Regions from separate parts of the Homo sapiens genome. Here region 1 is linked to region 2. Evidence: chromatin contacts called from ENCODE Hi-C data. All regions are on one chromosome and are shown on one strand. The core of a region is the stretch at or near the end of the contact, and the rest is flanking DNA. Distances in the headings are between cores, read along the strand shown.

The links. Hi-C counts contacts between places; a loop is a spot of excess contacts on that map.
Region 1: a map of Calu3 shows a loop between it and region 2 (2.2-fold over the local background). The contact joins the enhancer-like site here to the promoter of LINC01628 in region 2. A Hi-C loop is called at or near these places in 1 of 168 maps with a recorded cell type or tissue (Calu3).

What each region holds. Positions count from the first base shown.
Region 1 is chr2:67,035,625-67,042,228 of GRCh38, reverse strand. No RefSeq gene overlaps it. Among named protein-coding and RNA genes, the nearest start is that of LINC01828, 48 kb to the left of the region's middle. Within about 2 kb of position 4,933, at least 3 of the 41 ENCODE cell types and tissues checked have a DNase peak (open chromatin) inside an H3K27ac peak, as active enhancers do.
Region 2 is chr2:66,919,648-66,926,498 of GRCh38, reverse strand. It overlaps LINC01628 (long intergenic non-protein coding RNA 1628), which reads left to right and starts at 4,009. Exons shown (of 3, transcript NR_110600.1): 1 at 4,009-4,197; 2 at 4,277-4,334; 3 at 4,807-4,989. All of the region lies in intron 1 of LINC01799 (long intergenic non-protein coding RNA 1799), which reads right to left.

The DNA of each region.
Region 1 (6,604 bases), core at 3,684-6,183, 110 kb before region 2:
TTTGCAGTTTCCTAGGAGAAAATCTCTTTCCAAAACTCTTGTGGAGAGGGCTGCTTACCAAGCCAAAGCTACATGCTCAGAAACCCTTGCACAAAAGGCAAATGGCTCACAAACAGTTTAGGAAATCAGATGTTTGAGGTGAAAGATGTTCTCTTACCTGAAATTATATCCAAAAATATGTTGAGTAGGTATGTAGTTTTGCAGAGATCCAAAGGAAAGTGATCACCATTGAATTCATCTCTTTCCTATGTAGTTAGAAGTTTTGCATCAGTTTGGGAGCTTTCAGTCACAGGTGATAGATCAAGAATGCTTAAACAGAAAAAGGAACTATTATTTCACAAAATAAGAAATCTAAAGTCAAGTCAGTTCCAAGGAAAATTTAGTAGCTTGACAATCCCCAACAACACACATGTTTTCCTTGTCTACTTTGCCATGTTCAGGGTATTGGGGAACTCTCCTTTCCTGGTAACAAGTTGACTGTGGTAGTTTCAAGAATTATGCTTTGACGTGGTCCCATCCAGAGCAGAAAAGGATGTTTTCCCATGCACATATTTTTATTACCAAGAAAAAAATCTTTTCCAGAAGACCCTCAGCATACCTCGGGGCCCATTGGCCAGGGAGGGGTCACAAATCCATGCATAAACCAATCACATGATAACAAGTCCTTGCTTGGGTTGGGAAGGAGACCATTTCCCAGCACACACATGTGGCTGGGCAGAGGCACTTTCTAAAACTGAAGCTCTTCCAGCAAGGAAGAAATGAAGCAATGGGAATGGCAATTGGGTAAATGAATAACAGTGTCTGCCAAATTGGTCTTCAAGTGATGTAGGTCTAAGATGTTGAATTTAAACATTGCATTTGACATTTGCAGTAGAGTCTCAGAATCTATCCCTTGAATATTTAGCAGCACTGTCACTAAGTAAACATCAACAACTAATTTCAGCTCTCTAGGCATGTTCTTATCTAAAAAATGACAATAAACGTAAGAGCAGCAACCCCAACCACACTAGCTGACATTTAATGCCACTTTAATGAGCTCATACTATGTGCTAGGGACTGTGCATTGTCATTTAGTCCTCACCACAGGACTATGAGATAGTAACTGTTGAAACCCTCATTTTACAGACAAGGAAAGTGACCTTTAGAGATATTACAATACTTACCCAAAGTTGCACAGCCAGCCTTCAGCCTAGAAACCACAAATAAGTGCTCCTGAGGGGCTCTTTACAATCATCTCTGCCTCGGGACAGGTTTGGAAACACTGGGAAAATAGGTTGTAGTTTGTTTAGCTGAAATCTGAAATAATAGGAGTTAAAGGAGAAAAGCAGTTGAAAGAGTCATGGAATTAGGAGATAAATGGAAAAGATGTAGACATTTGTGATCGGATTAGGTTTGCCAGATAAAATACAGGCATCCAGTGAAATTTGAATGTAAAATAAATGGTGAATGATATTTCAGAAAAAATGTGTCCTAAGTATTGCATGGGACTTATACTAAAGTATTATTTGTTGTTTATCTGAATTGAAATTTCACTGGGTGTCTTGATTTTCTTAAAACTGACAATCCTAGATGGGATGGATGATGACTAGTGGGTGGATAGTTGGGAGGATAGGGGAGGGATGGGATGAATAGGTAAAGCGTGTGTGTGTGTGTGTGTGTGTGTGTGTGTGTGTGTGTGTGTGTATCTTTCTTGGAGATAGACCAGCAGGGGAAGGCAGTGGCATATGATGAGAGTTTAGAGAAGATAGTCTAACCTAGAGAACAAAACATTTGCTGCCAAGGAGATGAGAACCTGAACATTTGCTTTGTGATTACAGCAATGACTCACTGTGTGACCTTTGATAAATTACAACTTCTTTGTTATACAGAGTTCTGTATTAATACAGGTGAGATAACAGTATCTACCTTATTTCCACAGAACATGAAAACAAGGTCACTTGAGCATTGCTTAAAATCCCAGGATTGAAGGAGGGGCAGGGGATTGTATTTTTGTTATATTATGTCCATGAGAAGGAAGAATCCAGAAAGCTCTGTTAAGCTTGGAAATCTTTTCTAATTTCTTTGGAAAATGCTCACTAAATAATGATTCCAACTCAGTGCTGGATGCACTGATTACAACCTACACTTTCTTTTCAAGCCTTAATTCACATACCTGGATAGATCCCTCGTTAGCTGAGTGCATTGCCCTCTAACTGAATCAGCAGAAATTAGCAAATTCAGACATCAGCTGTTTCTTTTCTGTGTTTAACAGGAAGCGTAATGCAACCTAGTTTTCCCAGGATTTATTTTTTTCACAAGTGCCAGAGCAGCACAACACCACAGGGATCTGAGCTGTGAGCATGTGCTGATAAAAGCTGGTTTCCTTTTGTGGTTGCCTTTTCATTGAATTGGCAAATAAATGGGCTTCTAATTATCTTTGGAGGTAGAAGTCTATTACATTTCACTAGGCCTGTGTATTTTGCTAATAAAATGAATACAACCCAAGAAACAAGAACAGTGGAGGGTGACAGGGTTAGCACTTTTACTGATACTCTCAGAGGCCTTGGAAGCATCCTCCTACAAGTAATCACATGGCCAGGGCCAAAGGAAAAGCACAGTGCCAGTGGATGAAAACAGGGGAGAGTCCTCACAGAGGGCACAAGTTGAGAAGATTACTCCAGGTGGCAAAGGAGGGTAGGAAAGGAGGTGAATTTCATGACCCCAGATTGTATACAGGGAACCCCAGACCACCGCCTAATGCAGGAGAACCTTATGATCAGTGGAATAAAAATGATGAAATAATTATGTCTTCTTGATCATTTGCAAAAGATTTCCTTAAATGATAGCTCATTTTGTATTTATTGCAATGATAAGGAAAGTGAAGTTCATAGAGGTGCAATGATTTACTCTAATGTGTATATAAGGCAATATTCAAAATCAGGTCTACTGGAAGCAAGGCCAGGAATTCTTCCACCATGTCCGACAGTATTTGCCGTGTGGTGTAAATTAATGCCTGCCAAAATGTGACCTTCCTCCTCATACGTACAGCTGTTGAAATTCCCACAATAGTGGGAATTTCCACTTTGAGGGTTAGAGAAGGAAGGAAACAAAATTATATATTGTATAAACCACATTAGGTAGTGACAGAGAAAGAAAATAAGGACAAATTCTTTCTGGATATTTCATCCCAGTTGTCAAACTTGGAAAGCCAAATTGGGAAGCACAATTGATTGGTATTCATTCATTCATTCATTCAACAAGTGTAAATTAAGCTTCTATATGCCAGACACTGTGCAAGGCCTTGTATATTCAGGGGTGTGTGAAAGAGCCATGCCATGGTTGAGCAACACGGTGAGGAAAAAGAAGAAAGTGAAAGCATGAGTATCTCATCACTGATTGTGGAAAGTGCTGTGGAAGACAATGACAGGACTTGAAATTATCCCAACACATAGAAACGATAAACACTCGAGGTAATGGATATCGTAAATATCCTGACTTGATCATCACACATTCTATGCGTGTAACAAAATATCACATGTACCCCATGAATTGTACAAATATTATGTATCAATGAAAAACAAATTTAGAAAGGATAAAAAACAGGGATGGCTTCTCCAATTTAGAGCAGACCATTCTAAGGCAGTGATCTGAAAAATGAGAAGGAACGCTGCAGGGGAATACTGGGCAGAAAGCATATGAGGCCCTGATGGTGAGACAGCACCATTCCTTCCAGGAGCTGAAAGAAGGCCCCTGAGGTTGAAATGAGGTGGAGGGGAATGAGAGGGCGGTAAAGGGTGCAGAAACAGGCAGGAGCCTGAAGGACTGGCCTGGACTGTTCTGTGTGCCCAACAGCAACTGGCGGGCCTGGCCTCTGGATGGAAAGAAGACCTACCAGAAGGGCAGGAGACACCAAAAAGACTGAGGTGAACTTCAGCTTGCCCAGTTTTCAGGTCTGCAATTCCAGGTGCATGTGGTGGGTCTGCCACTTCCATAGGTAAGTTATTCCCCCATGTTAAATTCTGTGTCTGCCACTAACCCTACCCACAGTGCCTAATACTGCCACCATACTCACCTTAGTAAATGGACTTCAGTTCCACATGGGAACAGGGGAGAAGGAAACCTAAGCTGCCAACTAGGTTCACAGAAAATATTTTCCCAAGCTCCAATAGAGACTATGCAGTAAACTGAAAGGTTTCTGGCCAAGTCCTAGCCACCTCTGAAAGCCGTTATCGTGTGCAAATCCCACTTTCTCCCATTGTCCTGTTTGCTGTTTGTGGCCGAGTAAGCACCCAATCTGGGCAGCAGATCGTTAGGAGTAACTGATTAACAGCCGCTGCTGTAGAACTTGAGAGTTTTGTTTTCCACAACCTGAAAGGGTGCTTGCTTTATGATTTTTTAATTACAGTGTAAATATTGCCGCCCCATAAACCTCTTGATTTATAGCGACAGGTGTGAAAGTTTGCACTTGCTGTAAAAGGCCCCAAGTCTTCTGTTCTCTCCAGCCCCTGTTTCCCACCCCTTTCTCAGGCTATCCTGGCAGCTGGCTATTTGGAGGCACTTACTTTACCTGCTGTCGTACAAGGGCAGCAAACAGCAAAATCTCTAAATGGAGAGCTTATTCTCTGATTTCCTCCCAATCTCTTTTTTGGGACCTCTTTTTCCCTGTTCCTTCTTTCTCTTCTATTTCCCCAAACCACTGTGTAACCTCAGCCTGGTTAAGAACTTTCCACTGTGACTCCCCTGTCCCAAGTCACACCTCGTGTTCTGATTTTCCCTCTGAATATATCAACATGGTCTGTGCTCCAAGTCCCTTAAACTTCTAAGAAAGAGGAATTCATTTAAATATTTATTCGTGTCTTCATTTATTCCACATATATGATTGAGTGTGGCTATGTTAGGCATATTGGTCCAAGTGCTAGAGAGGCAGCAGTGAACACGCCAAAGTCATTGCTGATATGAAGTACATTCTAGAAGGGAGAGACACAAAATACACTCATGGCCAAATAAGTTAAAAATTTCATTTCAGGCCAGGCCCAGTGGCTCACACCTGTAATCCCAGCACTTTGGGAGGCCCAGGCGGGCGAATCACCTGAGGTCAGGAGTTCGAGACCAGCTTGACCAGCATGGTGAAACCCCATCTCAACTAATAATACAAAAAAATTAGCCGGGTGTGATGATGCATGCCTGTAATCCCAGCTACTCAGGAAGGCTGACGCAGGAGAATCACCTGAACCTGGGAGGTGGAGGATGCAGTGAGCCAAGATCGTGCCATTGTACTCCAGCCTGGGCAACAAGAACGAAACTCCATCTCAAAAAAAAAAAATTATTTCAAACTCTGATAGGTGCTATGGAGAAGATAAAATTAGGATATGTGGAAAAGAATGATTGGAAGTGGCTTTGGCCAGAAGGACAGGAGATTAGGTTATGTTCTCCAACTTCCCGGCACATGGCCCCTCACTTCTGTTTCTTTTGGAAGCCTGGCTTCATTTTTTTTTTTTGTTCTCATGCCATGTTGACTCCTATCCACATGACCGTAAATGACCTCCCCATCTCTGTCTTTACATTGACTCAGGATGAGCAGTCAACAAAAACTAATTGTCCTTCCTGGGTCCTATTTTTAGAAATTAGAATCTAATTGATGCCGCATGGGTTAGGTTCCATCTTGGTAAAAATCAGCCTTGAGCAACCAGCTGTGTCACCTATGAGTACGGCCTAGATCTTCAGTGCTACAGGCAGAGGAGTGTTTAGCCTAGAGACAGGAAGAGTACAGGCTAGAAAATACGTGCCAATCTATCCCTGCCATAGCAAGATTCTGTGTTAGTTATGGGAAAGCAGAAAAGGAAAGAGAAAATAAACATGAGATTTGGTCCTTATCTTCAAATAACTTGCAGTCTAATGGAGATATTATGATATACATACACAAAAATATTACAGTAATAAATGGTGCTTCTTATAAACATCAAGGACATTAAGTGTTACAAGAACCCAGAACAGGAGACAGTGAATGTTACAGTAAATTAGTGGGGAGGCCAGATAATGCTTCGGATGAAAAGTAGATTCTACAAACATAAGCATAAAAGTGGGGAAAAACCCAGAAGCAGGTTTGTTTATGGTTTTCTCAGAGACATTAAGAAGAACCAGAGGGAACTCGTAGCAGTGATTAGAAAAGTAACTACCTAGTAATCGTGCTTACAGATAGCTGGTATTTTGTAGACCTAGTCAGGGAAGAAATGATTGCATCTTGAACTGAAAAGAACTGCTAAAAAGAAATAATAAGATTTTTAGGTTCAACGTGTGCTAATAAGCTGAACTAAATAAATTAACTATCCTTGTAAGCTTAGAATTTAAAACCTGGTCATCTAGAGAAAACACCTGAAATAAAATTCCATAGCTATTTAATGTACTCTCACAGGCCTCCAGAGAACACAGCAATGTTGCTTTTCAAAGTATTTTGAATTTTAAGATTTTTCAATTCCTGTAGTCATTTCCAGTCACTTCATGTCTAGGGAAATTGCTCCTAGGTTGGTAACAACACCCATTGGATAGATGCATTTTACACCTGTGGCAATTATTAATAATGGCCTCTTTTACTCAAATTGGTGTTCCAGTTTGGATGATTAATTGA
Region 2 (6,851 bases), core at 2,760-5,259:
ATAGATTACAGACATTTCCTGGGCATTATGACCAGAGGATGCTGTTGCAATGCCTCACAAAAGAGAGACAGCTTCCTAACCCCTGTAATTGGAGCCGGACTGCATTCGTTACCGATTGCAGTGTAATGAAGTACCCCAAAACTATTTATTTAGCTGTGGATAAGGAATCTGGGCTGGATGAGCTGGGTCTTCAGCTTTAGGGTCTCTCTCAGGAGGCAATCAACTTGTCAGCCAGGCCTGTGGTCCTCTCATCTTTAACAGAAAAGATGTGCTTTCTAGCTGACTGTCTCAGTTGTCAGCAGGATTCAGTTCCTCGTGGCTGTTGGGCTGGGGGTTTCTTTCCTTGCTGGGTGTTGGTTGGAGACCTCCTTCAAGTCTTTGCCATATGATGTCACGTGCTCTAATATGGGAGCCTGCTTCATCAAAGAAAGCAAAATGAAGAGAAAAGAGAGGGTGCCTTCCAGATGGAAGTCACCATCACTTCTGCATTAGAAGCGAGTCACTAGCTTCAGACCAAATACAAGGGAAGGAGTCTATAGAAGGACAGAGATGCCAGGAGGCAGAGATCACTGGGGCCATTTTAGAAGCTTTCCTACCAAAGGAACTGAGAAGATCTCTCAGGTGCCCACAATATCGCTGCCCTAACATGACATGTTTATCTTGTTACCTAGTGAAACCTACAAAGCAATGAAATGAAATGGTAACACCTTGGATCTCCTCTTATGCCAGGGTAGCTGACAGGGAATTTAATGGTGTTATTCATAGAGAGTACCTTGTCATAGTACAAAAAGTTTTCAATTTTGGAATTGAAAAAACTTATTTTCGATTCCAAATGCAAGCAAAAAAAATTTTTTTGTAAAAGAAATGTTTTAATGTCCTTTTTTTCCTGCATGGCTCCAATACCCACCAAGCAAGCCTATTTCAAAGTCCATAGGATAACCTATTAATCCAGCAATGGAGAAGGCAGACATTGCAGGATGGCTTTAAGAGCTAGAGAGGTACAGCAACCTCCTAGAGCCAGCCACAGCTAGCAGTCCACAGAGGATGACGGATGCAGGCAAAGATTTCCATGAAAACCATTTGATGAGGACTCAACTTGATGACTCTGCTCTTGTGAAGGGCCTAAGGAAGAATAACACTCAATAATAAAGCCTTTGAAACCAGAAGCATACCTTGCCCAACCAAGAGTTGTAAATGATGTGGGATAGGAGCCAAATTTGGCAAATAAAGAATGAGAAGCAGTTCAGGAATGTTCTCTTGACCACACTGGCTAAAGGTTATCACTAAATCCTAAATTGTGAGGAAGTAGAAAATCATCACCCAAGCCCACTGTGTATCTGTTATATTTTGTAAAGAGGTGGGTAGGATTTTCTAATAAATGACCTTGGAGCTCTCTGACAATGACCTTGGCTTCCCTTAAAATGACCTAGCTGTGACTAATGGGCTCCTTCTTTGGTAGGGGGGTCTGAGACTGCATGAGAGACTACACCCAAATCACTTCCTAAGTAACCAGAAACCCTAAGATTTCCAGATGCTGGTCATCTATATTTTTTTCAGAACATCCTTAAAAACACTGGTCCTAAGCTAAGTATTCTCACACAATAGCCTTATAAAAAGGGATAGCAGTAGAGATTGAGATTCCTTCAACAGAGTAATTGCTTCATGGTACATCCAGTAGCTTCCCTGGCCAAGCACAGCCCTGCAGGGTGAGTAGAGAACTCAGGACCTACTGACCCTTCTGCCCCTGAGTTTCAGCCTGTACCAAATGTCATTGCTGGTGTCCATCCTGAGAACTTTGCCCAGAATAAGTGCATATGTATAAATACTTACAAAACATCATATGATTATCATTATAGAGTGAGTCTTACTCATTGTTTTTGTTGTTATTATCATCTTCATTTTATATGGCTCAAATTTTAAAAACCCTCTAACTACCATAATAGAAATGCATGAACCCAGTGTGGTAACTGACTATGAGAATGAATATTCCAGTGCCAAGCATGGGCAACATCATGTAAGTCACATACCTCATAAAATGCCATTGTAACTACTGAAGCTTAGGTGTATTGTATATAGCACAGAATCTCATCATCAGAAATGCATTGATTTCACTCTTTTTTGAAGCATTAAACCTTAAAGGCTGTTTTCACCTAGATTCCATAAGAAGCAAAGTGTAAGAAAAAGGCCATGTGTGAGTAATTTATCTGGAAATGTAGTTCCAGGGAACCAGAATAAAACAAGGGAGGAGGGAGAGCCCATGCAAGTATATCACCATGGGTGACCAGTTGCTCAGTCCTGTGAGCTCATCTGAGAAGCAGAATGAAATGCTTTGCAAAATGTTCCTGAGGCAGGAAAAGTCAAATGAAGAAGCATTTACCCATTGACTTCCAGTCCCCATTGGTGAACATTTCTTCTAACCTGGTATTAAGCACTCTCACTTTCAGGATGCATATTCTTGAACACTAAGTTTCTATAGTTCTCAATGCAGTGACATCAGTAAAGAAACTCCACACCTGCCGGAGGCAAGAGGTGTGCATTTTGGGCCTGAAGCAAAACCGTACCTACTGGAAACTCACTGGAGCCTACACAGAACTGTTGGTTGCAACAGTGGCTGCCACAGGATATAGGTGTGGCTTAGAAGATCAGATATGATGCTTAAGAGTTATCTAATAAAAAGATTTTCAGATGTGGAAAACCCTTGTGGAGAGGAAATTAACCCTCAAAAGGGTAACACCTCAAGTCTTTAGTTTCTTGTTTCATAGTAGAAATTAAGAGATAGAACTTGAAGGTATGAGGCACAGAAAATCATCATATGAAGGCAGAAGTTGGCTTGTAGATTTTATTTATTAAGAATGTTATTGTTGGGGGAGGATATTTTGGGCCTCTGAGAGACATGCTCAGATCCTTTTATAGAAATCTCTTTAAAATGGCTTCCAAAGACCACCAACTACTGGTACACATGCCCAGTGTAATCCTCTCTCCTTGTTTGTGAGCTAAACCTAGTGACTTGTTTCTAATGAAAAGAACTGTCATAGAACACCTAGTGCCACAATTCATTATTAAAATTTTTTTAGGCCTCACTCCATGAGAATGCAAACTCTAGAAAGGCATGATTTGGCTAACAATCATATTCCAAGCCACAGGACAGTGTTTGGCACATAATAGATGCTCAATCAGCATTTGTTCAATAAAACATATCTCAAAAAGGTATTTATTTCCTGGGATAGAAAAAGGGAAAGAGGAAAAAGCATTAACCCACTGACTTCAAGTCCCCATTAGAACTGGAGTGAGTGAGTGAGCAAGAGAGTCGTGGTCATTATTTAAAACAAGGAAACGTTCAAGCCTACAGGATTTTAGAGTCCTGGCATGGGTGCTGAGGATTTCTCCTAATAACCAGAGTGAAGATAGGTTAAAAAATCCCACATTACATTGGAGACATCATGGTATCTCAGAAAACCTATAAGCTGTTTGCTTAACTTATTTGAGACATTTTGTTTTCTGTCAGGGGAAACAATAATCATGATGTTACAAAGCTGTTGTAAGAAACAGTGAGTTTATCCATAAAAGCACTTTGCAAAATCACAAAGCACTAGACAAGTGTTAGTTGTTATTTGTCCTACGTCCTCCGGAGTTGCCTCTCTTGTAGGTTGGAGTAAGAGAGGAAAGTTCAAAATCCCAGGAACCATTTCTGTCTTTTCATCAGATTCCAAATGAAATAGGTTGGCTTTGCTCCTAAAACAAGGTGAAACCAAGGTAGAGAAGGAGAAGAGAACAAAGGGAAGAGACTTGGACCGAGGCACATACAATAATCTGCCATGAAGAAGTATCATGAAGCCATACAATGCTGCCAAGGACAAGAATGTGATGTTTTCTCATTTGACACATTTATTGATCAATTTATTTTTGTTATGTGGCTTGACAGAGCCTGAGAGGGAATGTGAAAACCTTTCACCCAAGTTCTAGAATGTCTGATATTGTCTTAAAACTTCACATTCCTCTGTGATTCCAATGGACTCATTCAGCCCCAGGTTTGAATTTTTTCTAGTTTTCACACACACACACACCCACAAAAAGGCATAATACCTGTAAGAAGGAAAGCAGTCCTCTAGAATTGAAGTGTTTGAAAAAAAGCTATGAGCTCAATGTTTTGGAGGAAATCCCTTCTATAGCAGTGGAAAGAAGGCAGCTCACTTTGGAGTAAGTGTGGATAGAACTGGAAATAGGAGATATGGGAGGGACAAGAGAAGGCCAATAATCTATGAGTTTATGTCCTCAGCTTTGAATGGTAGGACCGTATCTGCTATTCAGTTTTTGAAATACAGCTGTGCCATGTGGTAAGTATACACCACCCCCTCAGAGCCTACCTCCTGCCTTAGTCCTTCTGACCCCTCTCCCATAAGTCTACCCTGCTGGACCAGCCCAAAATCCAGAAATTGGACAGTTAATGCCAAGCTCAACATGGCACCTCCTGGACTCTCCTCTAGAGCGATGGCCTGTTTTTAAATCTGTACCAGATTGTCAGGTTGCACTAGATATGTTCAAGGAGGCTGATATCACTCCTGTATTGGCACTACTCTATACTTCCTCCCCATCCTGGTTCCCACTCCCCAAACATAGGTGCACACACATGTACGTACATGTGCACAAACGTGTACATACAAGTCTACATTTGCACACACCTGTGCATACATACATGCACACAAACATGCACATGCAAATTTATGTACAAACATACACACCTGCACGCACACATATCCTCACTTTGCCCCAGCTTCACCAACTTCTCCTTGCTCTTCTTTCTGCTAGCACTGAACCTTCACACTGGGACTCAGCTGCCATGCTTCACCTTGGGTATAATGATGACAGAGGTTGAGAAAGGTGACTCCCTCCATTGATGTATTTCGCCATGATTACCTCCCACCAAATGATACTAATACTCCTGAAAATACTTAACATTTATAAAATGTTTATTTTCTGATTCATGCCAAAGTACTTGTAAGCCTCCTTTTTTCTCCTATGAAAAATGATACCAACCATATCTAGTTCACAGATTTGTTGTGAGGAATAAATAAGGGACTGCATCTACAGGATTAGCACAGTGCCTGGATATAGCAATTGCAACAAATAGTAGCTATTGATATCATGGTATTTGTTATTAATATTAATTTTATCATTCAGTTTTTGAGTTGTGAGTTCCTATATCCTTCTAACTAACTCATCACATTTTCAAAATGATGTCCTAGTAAAGGAGAAAGAATCTGAGAAAATGTTTCTTCACTTCTTTTTTTTTTCTTTTTACTAGTAAAGCAAAGGAACGGGCAGAGGCAAGTGTGCTTAGTATTTTATGGTTAAATTTAAATTAACTTAGCAGCTGACATGCATAGAAAACCAAAATAAGCTATGACTTTTTAAAAACTATTCCTTCACAATGTGAAGGAATTAACAATTGCAATTAACAATTAAAATAATTCCAAGAGTTGTAATTTGGGAGGAGGATGATTTGCTAAAGCAATTCAAGGTGCAGCCTCCTTTCAGGAAGGTCATTACAGACTTTGCTTGTACCTCTTTTGGAACACAAAGGCCATGTAAGACACCTATTACCTTTCCAAAGAGGACATTATCAAAGTCTAAACTATGTCCAAAGTGTATTTTACACCTAATAATTAGGACTGGATGAGCAGCTAAGAAAAAAAAAATATGAACCTGCTTAAACTAAATTGGTTCAGCTCTAACTGATCTAATGCAGTTTTCCAAAGAATAATTGATATTATATAATTGTAACTGCCAGTTTATGTCAGAAAAGTGACATTTGATACTTTCTTGCTAACCAGCCTAACATCATCAATTAAAACATCACTTCTACAATGACATTTCACTAGTCAGCTTAACATCATAAATTATGACATCACCTCTTTCATGAAACCAGAAGATTGAAGAAAGGCGACTGACTGAGAAGCTATTCCTACTGGAAACTAAGATTCCTCTTTGATTTGTGCCTTTAGAATCTTTTTTGCTCTGATTATATTGCCGAGATGATTACTAAAAATAGTAATAATAATAAAAACCTCACAAGATCATAGTGGAAGCCATTAGAGCAAATTGTACATTTTCTAGCTCCCCTTAGTTATGGTTCAACATCCCTGGATGGTGATATGAGGATTTTATTTCACAGCTGAACTATGAAATGGCTATTCTTGGAAATCCCTGGAAAATAAGAAACAGAAAAGACAAATTTTGAGTTTGGGTTTGAATTTGGAATGGTATATTCATGTCTCACCAAACCCGTTTTAAAACAATTTATATGTCAGGAAGGTTGCATATACCTGTAGCCCTTCCAAAGGCTAACTACTTGTTTTTCCACCTGAGGCTCATAAGCACATACTATAGAAAATTTGATGGGAAATAGATCTTTTAAGATGGAAGGCCCAGATCCCAAAGAAGGAACATTCATTTTTGCCCACCCAAAACATTATATTTTAAGGCAGAAAGGAGTCATTTTCCAAACTGTTTCCTGAATACCTACTGGACCAGCAGCTGTAAGAGTAAGGAAACTGAGGCCAAGAGGAGGGGAAGCAACTTGCCTAAGGTCATACATAAAGCAAGCATAAGACGACATAGTCCTGTTCTACAGCCCTGTGGTCTTGCCACAATCGAGCATGAAAAATGCGAGATATGGCATCACATTTATAAGGCCACTAAACACATATGTGCTGTCTTCCTCTTTCTTTTACAATTTGGTAGTGGAAGGATAAGATGACCTTTTAGTGTGTTAATCAAGAAGGTAATCAAGTAGACTTCTTCAAAGCTATTTATATAATTACATATAGGATTACCACAAGAATTTGTAAAAA